Regions from separate parts of the Homo sapiens genome. Here region 2 is linked to region 1. Evidence: chromatin contacts called from ENCODE Hi-C or POLR2A ChIA-PET data. All regions are on one chromosome and are shown on one strand. Each heading gives the region's core, a stretch centred on a gene start or an enhancer-like site at or near the end of the contact. The rest is flanking DNA. Distances are from core to core; before and after follow the strand shown. Region 1 overlaps HSD17B4 (hydroxysteroid 17-beta dehydrogenase 4). Region 2 overlaps DMXL1-DT (DMXL1 divergent transcript).

What was found. A loop is a pair of places that touch in the nucleus more often than their neighbours do. ChIA-PET counts read pairs that join two places held with the same protein, here RNA polymerase II (POLR2A).
Region 2: a map with no recorded cell type shows a loop between it and region 1 (4-fold over the local background). The contact joins two enhancer-like sites. A Hi-C loop is called at or near these places in 1 of 37 single-sample maps with no recorded cell type. POLR2A ChIA-PET finds 5 or more read pairs at or near these places in 1 of 52 experiments (Panc1).

Annotation. Positions count from the first base shown.
Region 1 is chr5:119,534,557-119,541,075 of GRCh38, forward strand. HSD17B4 (hydroxysteroid 17-beta dehydrogenase 4) reads left to right here. Exons shown (of 24, transcript NM_000414.4): 23 at 1,867-1,994. Among named protein-coding and RNA genes, the nearest start is that of HSD17B4, 85 kb to the left of the region's middle. RefSeq lists an enhancer at 3,571-3,650. Within about 2 kb of position 3,340, at least 2 of the 41 ENCODE cell types and tissues checked have a DNase peak (open chromatin) inside an H3K27ac peak, as active enhancers do.
Region 2 is chr5:119,016,165-119,022,310 of GRCh38, forward strand. It overlaps DMXL1-DT (DMXL1 divergent transcript), which reads right to left. Exons shown (of 3, transcript NR_134250.1): 2 at 3,913-4,076. Among named protein-coding and RNA genes, the nearest start is that of DTWD2, 31 kb to the left of the region's middle. Within about 2 kb of position 3,412, at least 3 of the 41 ENCODE cell types and tissues checked have a DNase peak (open chromatin) inside an H3K27ac peak, as active enhancers do.

The DNA.
Region 1 (6,519 bases), core at 2,090-4,589:
TCTGAGCTCCTGGGTTGGTGCTCATCTTCTAGCAGTCAAACCAGATTGCCGCTTAGGATTCTCAACTTGGATATAAACTAAATCTCAAGGGTGTTGGTTCCAAACATTGGATTTGGATTGAAATGAGTGTCTCATGCATTTATAGAAAAGTCTTGAAAGATTTTCCTTGAAAAGGAATATGCTCTCCAGTTAGGAATGGGGGCCTGTTTGTTGGAGGTGTATCTGCCTCAGGGTTACTCTCTATTCCCAAAGCAACAGTGACTGTTTCTTCTCTTACTAACAGCAGCTCCTGACTGCGTGCTCATGTACATTTATCTTCAAAAGTACACACAAGTGCACAAAATCATTTAAAACAATTTCTGACTTTCCATCTTCTCTGTGTTATTCATCTTAATAACATCATTTTGTACTTTTTTTTGTTTGAAACAATTTGAGAATTATAGAAAAGTTGCAAAAATACTAGAGAACTTTTGTCTTTCATCCAGTTTCCTCAAATTGTTAAAATTTGTATCTCATCTTCTTTACTATTTTTTTCCATCATATGTGTTTTTTTCTTCTGAGGCATTTAAGAGTAACTTGCAGACATGATGTCCCTTTATGCCTAAGAGACTATGCTACTAGCATTTTCTAAGAACAAAGACATTCTCTTATCTATTCACACAACAAAGATCAATATCAGGAGATTAACATTGATGCAGTATGTTAGCTAATCTGCAGATCTTGTTAATATTTCAATTGTCCCAATAATGTCCTTTATAGCAAAACAATAATAATTATTATTCATTACTAAAATGAAGAAAGAAAAAGAATTGATCAGGGTCCCATCTGGGATTATACATTACATTTGGTTCTTAGGTCTCTAGTCTGCTTTAATCTGGATGAGTTCCTCAGTCTTTGCTTTTCCCAATTTTGAGATATTTGAAGGCTGGAGACCAATTATTTTATAGCTTGTTTCTTGGTTTGTTTTTAGTTGATGCTTTTTTCATGTTTAGTTTTAGTTTATGAACTTTTGGCAGGAATAACACAAAAGTAATATGCTCTTGGTGTGATTTTTAAAAACTTAATTTTTAACCTGGGTTTTTTTCTTTGTGTTTGTTATTACTAATATATATTTTATATATATATATATATTTTTGGGGGTAGACATCCTTCTTTCATGTGCTTTTCCATTTATCAAATAATTCCTAAGTATTTTCTCTTCAAGGAAGTATAGGGGATACAAAGACAAAACATGTTTGTGCCAGCAAAGACCTAATATTAAGGGAAGGTAGCATAAACAAAAACAGTTCCTTCTTTCTCCTGTAGTGACCCTTTGTGATTTGTAAAGTATATATCTTAATAAGATCCTCAGGGGTCTCCAAGTTTTCAAATGCCATATTCTCATCTGTTACCTCACCCCTCCCTCATTAAATGCTGTGAAGTATGACTGAAATTGTTATGGACTCTTTCAGAAGCTTAGTTATTAATAAATACAGAGCTAAAAATCAACAGTAAGATGCCTGTAATGAATTCTGCCACTAAGAGAAAATGAATACAATCTCTTTCTTCACTTCTGAAATAAGATTAGCTGTGATCTTATAGGTGTCTATAAACTCAAGGTGATGGTGGTGGTTGCAGACCATGACCTGAGCCACTACAGAACTGGAAGTTCCACTTCTTTACCTCAAATTTCTGTATTCTTGTATTTCTATATTTTGCTTTTTTTCTAAATGACAGATAATGTATAATTGATAGATAGAATATGTGTAGAATAAGTGCCACATTAACATGGAAACTATAGAAATGTCTGCATTTTACTTGGTTTATTTTACCCTCATTTTGTTGGAGAGAAAAAGATACACATTGGTTTCTTCCTATTTTTCCCAGCTATTGACCTGAAAAGTGGTTCTGGAAAAGTGTACCAAGGCCCTGCAAAAGGTGCTGCTGATACAACAATCATACTTTCAGATGAAGATTTCATGGAGGTGGTCCTGGGCAAGCTTGACCCTCAGAAGGTAATGTTCTCAAATGTTCATTTATTCATTGTTTTATTGTTTCCTCTTTTGACAATTGCAGTTTTTAAGCTGATGCCCAAATTCTGATTTATAAGCCAGGTTTCTTACAACTCTGAAGATGACACAGTTGCTACTGATACTCTGGTTGACAGGTCATATATTTCTTTTTTAATGGAGTTTCACCTGACACTTTTTAAGACTGAACCCACATCTAGATTTTTTAATATATTCTGTTATGTGTTCAAAGGTGAAAAACCATATGACATTAGTAGGTACTACATAAAATTAGACATTCCCAATAAATAAGATTAAGAAATCATTGAATATTGGAACTAGAAGGATATTTTAACCTAATAGCCCATGTCTTACTTAGGGTGAATCTTAGAGGCATTTCAGTGGAAAATCATGATTAACAGAAGAGTGCCTTCTGTGACGATTATTTAGTTAATATTATTATGAAACTTTTGACCAATCCACAAATATACAAAATTAAAGTAATTGATGTGGCAATTAGAATGGAGGAGAAAAATTTGTTATTTTCAATTTGTGATTATGTAGCTAGAAATTCCAAGGGAACTAACTTATTGATTCTTAGAATGAAGGAGTTCAAACAAATGGCTGAGTGCAGTTATTTAAAAATAGCTTTCACATAGGAGTAATTTGAATAAATGAGGAAATATATGATTTTCCTGTATAGAAAGACTAAAAGGAATTGTAAAGTAGTATAGTAGGTAAAAAGTAGTCTTTGGCATCAGATAAAATCTAAATTTGAATCTTGCCCCTGTCACTTCATCCAAAAACCTTAATTTTCTCATTTGTAAAATGAGTTTAATAATTTTAATGTTTACAAGGCTTATTATAAGAACTAAACCCAATAATATGTATGAAGAGCTTAGTACAGTGCTTGGCAATGCAGTGAACCCTCTGTTAATTTCTTTCCAGGAATTTATTTAGTACCTATTCAGGTTGTAGGTATTGGCTGAATTAAGACAAAACCCTACTGTATGGAGCTTCTTTTAGTGTACTAATGCAAAAGAAATAAAATCTCAAGTTAGAGAAGAGTAAGCCTGAGTATAGTGTTAGAGCAATGACTGGCAAACTTTTTCTGTAAAGGGTTACACAGTAAATATTTTAGGCTTTGTGGGCAAGATGGTCTCTGTTGCAGCTCTTCAGCTTTGCCATTGTAGCCTTAAAGTAGCCATAGAGAATATGTAAACAATGGAGTGTGACTGTGTTCCAATAAAACTTTATTTACAGAAACACACAGCCACTAGATCTGGTTCTCCAGCTGTTGTTTGCCAACCCTTGAGTTAGAATGTGACAGGACAGGGGAACTATTTTAAATAGGTTGTTTAAAATACCTTCTGGGGTTTTCTAAGGTACCTGAAATGCCTGACAGAGATTTGAACAGAGTATCAGAATGAGTCATCAGACTAAGGAAACAACTAATACAAAGGCCTGCCGTGCGAGGAACTTGGCTCCACTTAGTCTTCTCTGAGCTCCACAGTGAGAGAACCATCCCTCTACTTGACCACTCTGATGGGAAACTTTCTGGCATGTCAAACTTACTGTGACCAAAATAGAACTTGTGATTTATTTTTCTCCCCCAGTCTCTTCCTTCTTAATTAGTGGCACCATCATCTATTTACCCAAATTAATAAGCCCAGAAATGTAAAAATTATCTTAGATTCCTTCTGCCCTTCTGTATCCTTTCCTTCCTTACTTCTGTCTGATCTTTCTCCAAAATATATCTTGAATTCATCTTCTCTTCCTCTCTAGGGATATCACTGTGATCCTAGCCTCTGTCATCTCTCACCTGTCTTACTTCTTCCAGTCTTGTCTCTCCCATTCAGTCTGTTGTTCTCCACCCAGGAGCCAGAGTAATCCTTTAAAAATGTAAATCAGATTAGATTATTTATGTATGTTAGTCATTTCTACTACTTTCATTAATTACTGGTTCATATTTATCATCCCATTTGATAAAAAATCTCCAGCATTTCCTTTTGCACGTGTATAAAATCCAAGTTAGCTGTTACCATGTCGTGTATGATGTTTCTTTCCCTTGCTCCTTTTTCAGGCTTCATCCCATGCCACTTGCCCCATCACCTGTAATGCTAATTCTAGTTATTTTGTTGTTATTTTGTCCTTCCTTTCAGTTCCTTCCCATCAGCTTTTACTCCTTCAATGTCTATGCATTTGCCTTTTCTGGAATTTCTCCTCCTAGCTGTTTGCATGGCTGGCTTCATTTCATCCAAAGTAGTTTCTTCCTGTTATATTCTGATAACATCCTGTTTTCTCCTTCATTGTATTTATAACAGGCTTTAATTATTTGTTTACATTTTACTTTTTGACTCCCCTAGTTTAATGTTAGCTCTGTGAGAACAGGGACAGATATTCAGCCTAGCCTAGAATATTGCCTAGTATACTGTAGACATTCATACTCAGGTAGATTAAAGCAAATATAGAAGGAATGAAAGTTCAATGTCAGAAGTTTAGGCTGTATAGAAATTAGAAACTTCTGCATGTCAGACTCTATAGTATATTTCCATAAATCGAGGGAAAAAAATAAAATGATGATACAGAGTATCATTCTAAAAATTCTGGAAAGCACTACAACCTCAATAGAAAAAGTGGACAAAAGTCCATCAATGATAGACTGCATTAAGAAAATGTGGCACATACACACCATAGAATACTATGCAGCCATAGAAATGGATGAGTTCATGTCCTTTGTAGGGACATGGATGAAGCTGGAAACCATCATTCTCAGCAAACTATTGCAAGGACAAAAAACCAAACACCGCATGTTCTCACATGTGGGAATTGAACAATGAGAACACCTGGACAGAGGGTGGGGAACATCACACACGGGGACCTGTCATGGGGTTGGGGGAGGGGGGGAGGGATAGCATTAGGAGATATACCTAATGCTAAATGACGAGTTAACGGGTGCAGCACACCAACATGGCACATGTATACATATGTAACAAACCTGCGCATTGTGCACATGTACCCTAGAACTTAAAGTATAATAATAATAATAAAAAAGAAGAAGTGGACAAAAGGTATGGAACAATAATTAATGAAATAAATAGAAATGACTAACATACAAAAGAAAAAAATTTTTCCCAGTATCCAAAAATACAAATTAAAGCATGTTATTTTTGCCTCATATTTTCAAAGTGTAAGAAAATAGTATTTTTAAGGTTGGGATAAGATAATTTACACACAACTGGAGGGAATATAAAATTGGTATAGGCCAGGGACAATGTCTCGTGCCTGTAGTTCCAGCACTTTGGGAGGCCAAGGCAGGAGGATTGCTTGAGTCCAGGAGTTTGAGCCTGGGTGAGACAGTGAGACCCTGTCTCTACCAAAAAAAAAAAAAAAAAAAAATTAGCCTGGTGTGGTGGCACACACCTGTAGTCCCAGCTACTTGAGAGGCTGAGTTGGGAGGATCACTTGAGCCCAGGAGGCTTAGGCTGCAGTGAGTGTGATCATGCAGCTGTAGCCTGGGTGACAGAGCAAGACCCTGTGTCAATCAATCAGTAGTTGGTATAGCCTTTCTGGAAAGCACAGTGCTTCCAGACCTTCTTCCTTTATGGCAGTTTATAGTCTTACTACTTTTTGCATGGCACTCCTAGGCCAAACCATATACCTAACAGTTTCATTTATGAAGTAGTTCAAAACAATTAGTTTTTTGTGTTCAACCAGTATGACTGTATTTCCCTCCCAAATTAACAGTATTGGGAAAGTGTCCCTGAGAGAGTTTGCTGTGATGTCCGGTGCATGGCAGTGCAGAGTTTGGAAACTGGCAATATGGACGTATGGTTAAGGGCTTTAAGAAATAAGAAAATAGATAGGAGGAAAGATTTATGTACAAAATTCTTCTGCTCAAAAATGTCCAAAATTGATATTTTTACTTCTAGTAATTAGGTGTTCTTGTTTTAGGTTGTAAATCTCTTTCAGAGTTTAGTACATAGCAGGCTGGCCTAAGTACTGACTCCTTCCCTGCATGAGTTGCAGACCATCGTTTTGTTTGTTTGTTTTTTGTAACTGCATAGTGAAAGAAATCTTAGTTTTGAAATTCTGGTCTCCTGTTTGAATGCATTTGATTGTGACTGAATGAGCTCTCTCTGACTATTTCTGGAATAAAAAGTTGTTGCCTTTTCTCCAGTTCACGAGGGTTTGCTTCTGAGACTAAGTGCTGCTCGTTAACAAGTATTGTTAACAAGCATTGCTGAGCAAAGAACACCTGAGTTTAAGCCCTGGCCCTACTTCTTGCTGGCTCTGTAGACTTGAGCAGGTTATTTAATAAGCTCTCTGAAATTCAGTTTCTCATCTGTCAACTGGGGTAAGAACTGCTGATGTGCCCACTTCAAATTGACAGCTGTAATTCTTAAATGAGATTATATTTGTGGAGCTGCTTTGTAATGCTCAGTGTATGTAGGTATCACTATTTTTTCCATTTAGCTAGAAATCTAGAGGCTTTTTCACTTCATATTTTATGTAAGCTATAAAAACTATG
Region 2 (6,146 bases), core at 2,162-4,661, 520 kb before region 1:
AGGCTCCTCAGTGATAATCTTGTATAACCTTATACTTAAAGAAACTAAGAACCAGATATTTTAAGTTACTAGTGAAAGATTTGACAGAAGGCAGTGGTAGATAGAACCAAGCCCCCACTTCCTTTCATGTATTTTCATAAAGGTACTACATAGGCTGGGCATAGTGGTTCACGCCTGTAATCCCAGCACTTTGGGAGACCGAGGCAGGGAGGATCAGTTAAGGCCAGGAGTTTGAGACCAGCCTGGCCAACATGGTGAAATCCTGTCTCTACTAAAAATACAAAAATTAGCCAGGCATGGTGGTGCACGCCTGTAATCCCAGCTACTCCACGGGTTGAGGCACAAGAATTTGAACCAGAAAGCAGAAGTTGCAATGAGCCGAGATCACGCCACCACACTCTAGCCTGGGCAACAGAGCGAGATTCTGTCTTAAAAAAAAAAAAAAAAAAAAAAGGTATCATATAAACAATTAGGAGAAGTGAAACTATAATGGTGCTATCTATGAACCAATCATTCTGTGCTAGGTACAACACATTGCTTAAGCTTGTCCTGCAGATTTAGGGTAGCTAAAAGTGAATATGTTTTATTTAGACAATTAGAGATAGCTGAACAAAATCTACAGATTATAGTAGTGTATCTATGTTTATTTATTTAAAAAATTATAATGGTATAACAGAGTGTCCTTGTATTTGGGAATTAAACACTGAAGTATTTAGGGATAATGAAGTATCATATCTGCAACTTACTCTTAAATGGCAGAAAGTGTGTGTGTGTGTGTAGAGAGAGAGAGAGACAGACAGACATTGCTTTGTAATAGGATGATAATAGAGATGGGAAGAAATGCACAGATTAAATGTGTTTTAGAGCTAAAGTCAAAAGATTAGCTGATGGTTTAAATATATGGCTAAATGAAAAAGAATCATGGGAAACAGATTTTGGACTGGAGTAACTGAGTGATAATGGTATCATCAAATGAGATAGAGAAGACTGGGGTAATCAACATGTCTGGAGGAGAGGGGTGACAAAATAGGGTACCAAGAATTCTGTTTTGTTCATGCTGTATTTAAAGTACCACATCAAGATATCAAATATTCAGTTCTGTGTATATATATATATATATAGAAATATATATGCATGCATATACATATATATACACACATACCTATACACATATATGTATATACGTACACACACGCACACATATATGTGTATAGGTATGTGTGCATATATATACGAGAGAGAGAGAGCATGGCTATATTATGAAAGAGTCAGGGATAAAAACAAAGATTTTAAATAAATGGTAACATTATTCAAAGTGACTTTGATTTTTTTAAAAAACAGGCATTCAAGTGTACCTTAGAAATACCTACTGTTTGCCTGATTTCAGAAGGGCAGCAAATAAAATGAGCCATCATTTTCCTATATATAGGCTTTACTAAAGCTAGAATAGCTCCATGAGATCTTTTCAAATCCCTTTGATTGTACTGTAAACTTCTAACAGATCTGGAACACAAAAATGACCATTGGTTCTTCTATAAACATCTGTTTTCAGAGCCGGGTGTGGCGGTGCCTGCCTGTAATCCCAGGACTTTGGGAGGTGATGGAGGAGGGTCACTTGAGGCTGGGAGTTCGAGACTAGCCTGGGCAACTCAGCAAAACCCTGTCTCTACAAAAACTAAAAAATAAGCTGGGCGCGGTGGCTCACACCTGTTGTACCAGCTACTCAGGAGGCTGAGGCAGGAGGATTGCTTGAGCCTAGGAGGTCGAGGCTGCAATAAGCCAAGATTGTGCCACCATACTCCAGCCTGGGTGATAGAGTGAGACCCTGTCTCATAAAAGAAAAAGAAGAACGTCTGTTTTTAGTTTACTGTTTGTGGGGGTGGGAGTTGGTGGACAAAGGAATGGAGAACAAATAGGGGAAAATCAAGTAATTCTCAAAACAAAAGTAAATCATTGAAATAGTATATGTATGAGTTAACAGAAATGAGTCAGAATTCTAAAATAAATATCCTTTGAATTTCATTATACCAACCTAGAAATTCCTGCAAATATGAATATGATATAGCCTTGCCACTGACGTACCCCTTTCAATAGTCTGAAATAGAGCAGCATTATGTTGAATTCCATGCTGTAGCAAATGGTACTATAGCAAAGCCCTGGTGTTATTTCTGAAATTATAACTTTGCAATTTGTAAAGTCCTTTTACCAACACTATTTAATTTTGTACTTCCCTACAGCCTTAAAATATAAATAAGATATGTATTATCATCTGTATCTGATAGATGAAGAAAATGACAGCCTCTGAAAAATGAAATGGCTTGCCTAAAGTAACATGGCAATTTTAAGTGAAAAGACTATATTTAGAAGCCAGATCTTCTAATTCCTGGCCAACTGCTCTTTCTGTGACATCATAAAGCCTCTTTCATCCTTCCCACATTGTTGAGTGTAGTTATTTACTAGCAGTTTCCCAAATTTTATGAGGTACAAAATCAAAATAACGTAGAGTAAAAAGAATGACTGACATGACATTACATCAGAAATAGCTAAGATTAAAGTTTATATTTCCTGAGTCACTATTTCTTAACTAATCCATTAAATATTCACGGACGACTCAGCTATAGATGTTTACCATTGTTTTTTTTTGGCAATAACTATGTAATACCTTGAGCTAAAACTATGGGGAAAATATACCTGGCATTCCCAGCACTTTGGGAGGCCGAGATGGGTGGATCACCTGAGGTTGGGAGTTCAAGACCAGCCTGACCAACATGAGAAATTTCGTCTCTACTAAAAATACAAAATTAGCCGGGCGTGGTGGCACATGCCTGTAATCCCAGCTTCTCGGGAGGCTGAGGCAGGAGAATCGCTTGAACCCCAGAGGCGGAGGTTGCAGTGAGCCATTGCACTCCAGCCTGGGCATCAAGAGTGAAACTCCATCTCAAAAAAAAAAAAAGAAAAGAAAAGAAAACGAAAAAGAAAAAGAAAGAATGCTTGGGCCAAGGGCGGTGGCTCATACCTGTAATCCCAGCACTTTGGGAAGCTGAGGTAGGTGGATCACCTGAGGTCTGGAGTTCAAGACAAGCCTGGCCAACATGGCGAAACTCCTTCTCTACTAAAAATACAAAAATTAGTCAGGTGTGCTGGCGCACACCTGTAATCCCAGCTACTCAGGAGGCTGAGGCAGGAGAATCACTTGAACCCGGGAGGCGGAGGTTGCAATGAACTGAGATTGTGCCACTGCACTCCAGCCTGGGCGACAGAGTGAGACTCCATCAAAAGAAAAAAAAAAGAATGCTTATAATTCCATTTCCCACTAATTTTACTATATTTTTCCAAGTTTCCAAAGAGATAATGGTTATATTATACAAGCAACATAAATGTTTTTAAAACCTTTTTGCAGGAGGAAGTTTAAAAATCACAAAATTGCTAAAGCAGATGTGGCAATTACCAAAAAAACAAAAAAAAAAAGAGGAAGTTTAAAGAAAAACTAAATATAGAAATAATGTTAGACTATTAGATGTTAGAATGCATGAGTGGAGTTATTGTGGCAGCCACATATGGGAAATCTTAGATTTTACATTTTGGGACATGTTCTGCACAATACCTCTATTCACTGAAAATGCCATTATATGAGCGTATGATGGATGATTGATTTTGTTTATTTTAGGAGAGATGTGAGTGTAGTTTAACAAAAGCCCAGAGAATAGTAAGTTGAAATGTTTCTCTTCTAGATATCATGTTTCTCTTCTAAAATACTCTTTTTTGTTAAAAAAATCATTTATTCTTATATTCATATAATAGCTTTTGAATACAAGCTCCAAAATTAAAATTAAATACGGTAACAAGTCAGCTGACCACAGTTAATTTTGCCCCAAGTCATATAATTACAGTCTCAATTGACTCGTTATTTACCCTTAGAAAGTCACTCCAAGCTGGCTGTGGTGATTCGTGACTGTAGTCCCAAGTACTTGGAAGTCTGAGGCAGAAGGATCATGTGAGTCCAGAAGTTGGAAGCTGCGGTGAGCTGTGATTGTGGCACTGTACGCCAGCATGCACGACAGAACAAGACTCTGTCTCTTAAAAAAAAAAAAAAGTTACTCCTATACTAAAAACACACACAGTGACCCACAACTATTACATAAAACAGACTAATAATTGAAGATTGAAAAGATTCATACTCCGCTATACATATATTCAGTTAAACCAGAATTATTCTAAAACAGTATAATCCATAATGTGGAAGATCAGTAGTGTATATAATCCAGAATAGTCCATAACCCCGAAAGAGAAATTAAGGACATGCATTTTGGTAAGATATGAATATTTGACATCCTGATAGTTCATACCTCCTTAAAAAGATGAAGGTATATTATGAATACTAAAGATCTGACTAGATAAGAGCTAAGTTTTACATTCTGGCTCCTAACTACAATGTTTATTTTCTTTCTTCTTTTTTTTTTTTTTTTGAAGGAGCCTTGCTCTGTCACCCAGGCTGGAGTACAGTGGTGTGATCGGCTCACTGCAACCTCCACCTCCCGGGTTCAAGTGCTTCTCCCGCCTCAGCCTCCTGAGTAGCTGGGATTACAGGCCCCACCACCATGCCCGGCTAATTTTTGTATTTTTAGTAGAGACAGGAATTTCATCATGTTGGCCAGGCTGGTATCAAACTCCTAACCTCAGATGAACCACCTGCCTGGGCCTCCCAAAGTGCTGCGATCACAGGCATGAGCCACCGTGCCAGCCATCCTAATTACAATATTTTCAAATAAAAAATTATGATAAATAATCTTAAATAGTCTGAAATCAGCTCTGCTATAGATAATTCATAAAGGCTGTCCAGCCCATTTCTGGCTCCTAGTCCAGTTTCCTGTCCCCATACTCCAAAGTCCTCTTCCCAAGACAGAAGTTCTTGATTCCCTGCCTGGCTTCAAGCTTTGGAAACAGTGCTGCCTTTCCTCAGGTAGGACAGCCAAAAAGTTATTTTTTTATTATGCTTTTTTGTATTTTCTAAATGTTCTATAATAAACTATTTTAAAACTCAGTTTTTAAGAAGCAATAAAAATATTGTAAGGGATTTACATTCAATTTGCAAGTGATTCAGTAATAAGTGATATGTGATCTTGCCATTTGTTGCATCCTTGTTCTGATTTCCCATAACAATTACCATATTCATAACCTAGGCCTTCCTGGTTGGAAATTGTCTTGTTCCCTCTGCCACCACAGAGGACTTAGAGCCCTTCACTGAGCCCTGCCTCCTGCCACTCTCATCTGTGGAACTGGGACCCTGTTAACTAACGGCTTACTTCTCCCATATTGCATGCCATAACAACACTCATGCTCAGGTTATCCTGTTACACCTGTGTGAACCTTCCTGCTAGGAACCGCTTTTCTGGCTCACCACTACTACCTGTTGCTGTTTTCCCTAGAGACCAAGTTCTGTAAGTCTTGAGGAGGTTGCAAACTGATGGTGCATAGGGCAAATTTAGCCCGCTAACATATTTGGTTTGGCACATTCAATGTTTGAAATGTTTACATTTGAATGTCCTTAGGCCAGACATATGTTCCCCAGTTTGCCATAGCCTCCAGTACTCCCTACTGTATATCTGCCCCTTTACTGGTTTACTTACTTGCTTGGAACATGAAGTCATTTGAGTTAGATCCTTAGGGAGAGAGTCCCTCCACTATCCCTACAGAACTTACCATCTCAGCTGGGCTCTGCTTATCTAGTAACTCAACAGAATGTCTAATTCTAAGTCTCAATTTTGCCTAGTCTTTCTGGCTCCGTTGATGTCAGCAAGTCCATTGTGTGAAATAACAATACTGCCTCAGTTGCAAGAAATTGAGCTAGGAAGATGATAAGATATTGGATGCTACTCTAGACTTACTGACTTGTTTACTACATCCCTCCAAATTATAGCTGTTCTCTGAAGAAATCTAAAAAAAAAGAAAGAAACTCACCAGAAGAGGGAAGCAAAGAACAGCCCAGATTTGCAGAAACATACAAATCTGATGGCTACTGAAGTAAGCATTACTGCACTTATTGATGACTTTAAGCAACTATCACAAGGATGGATGTTCATTGCCCAACCTTTCCATATGTAGTAGGTCCAGAAAATGCGCCCAGCCCCAGGCCCACATTCACTAAA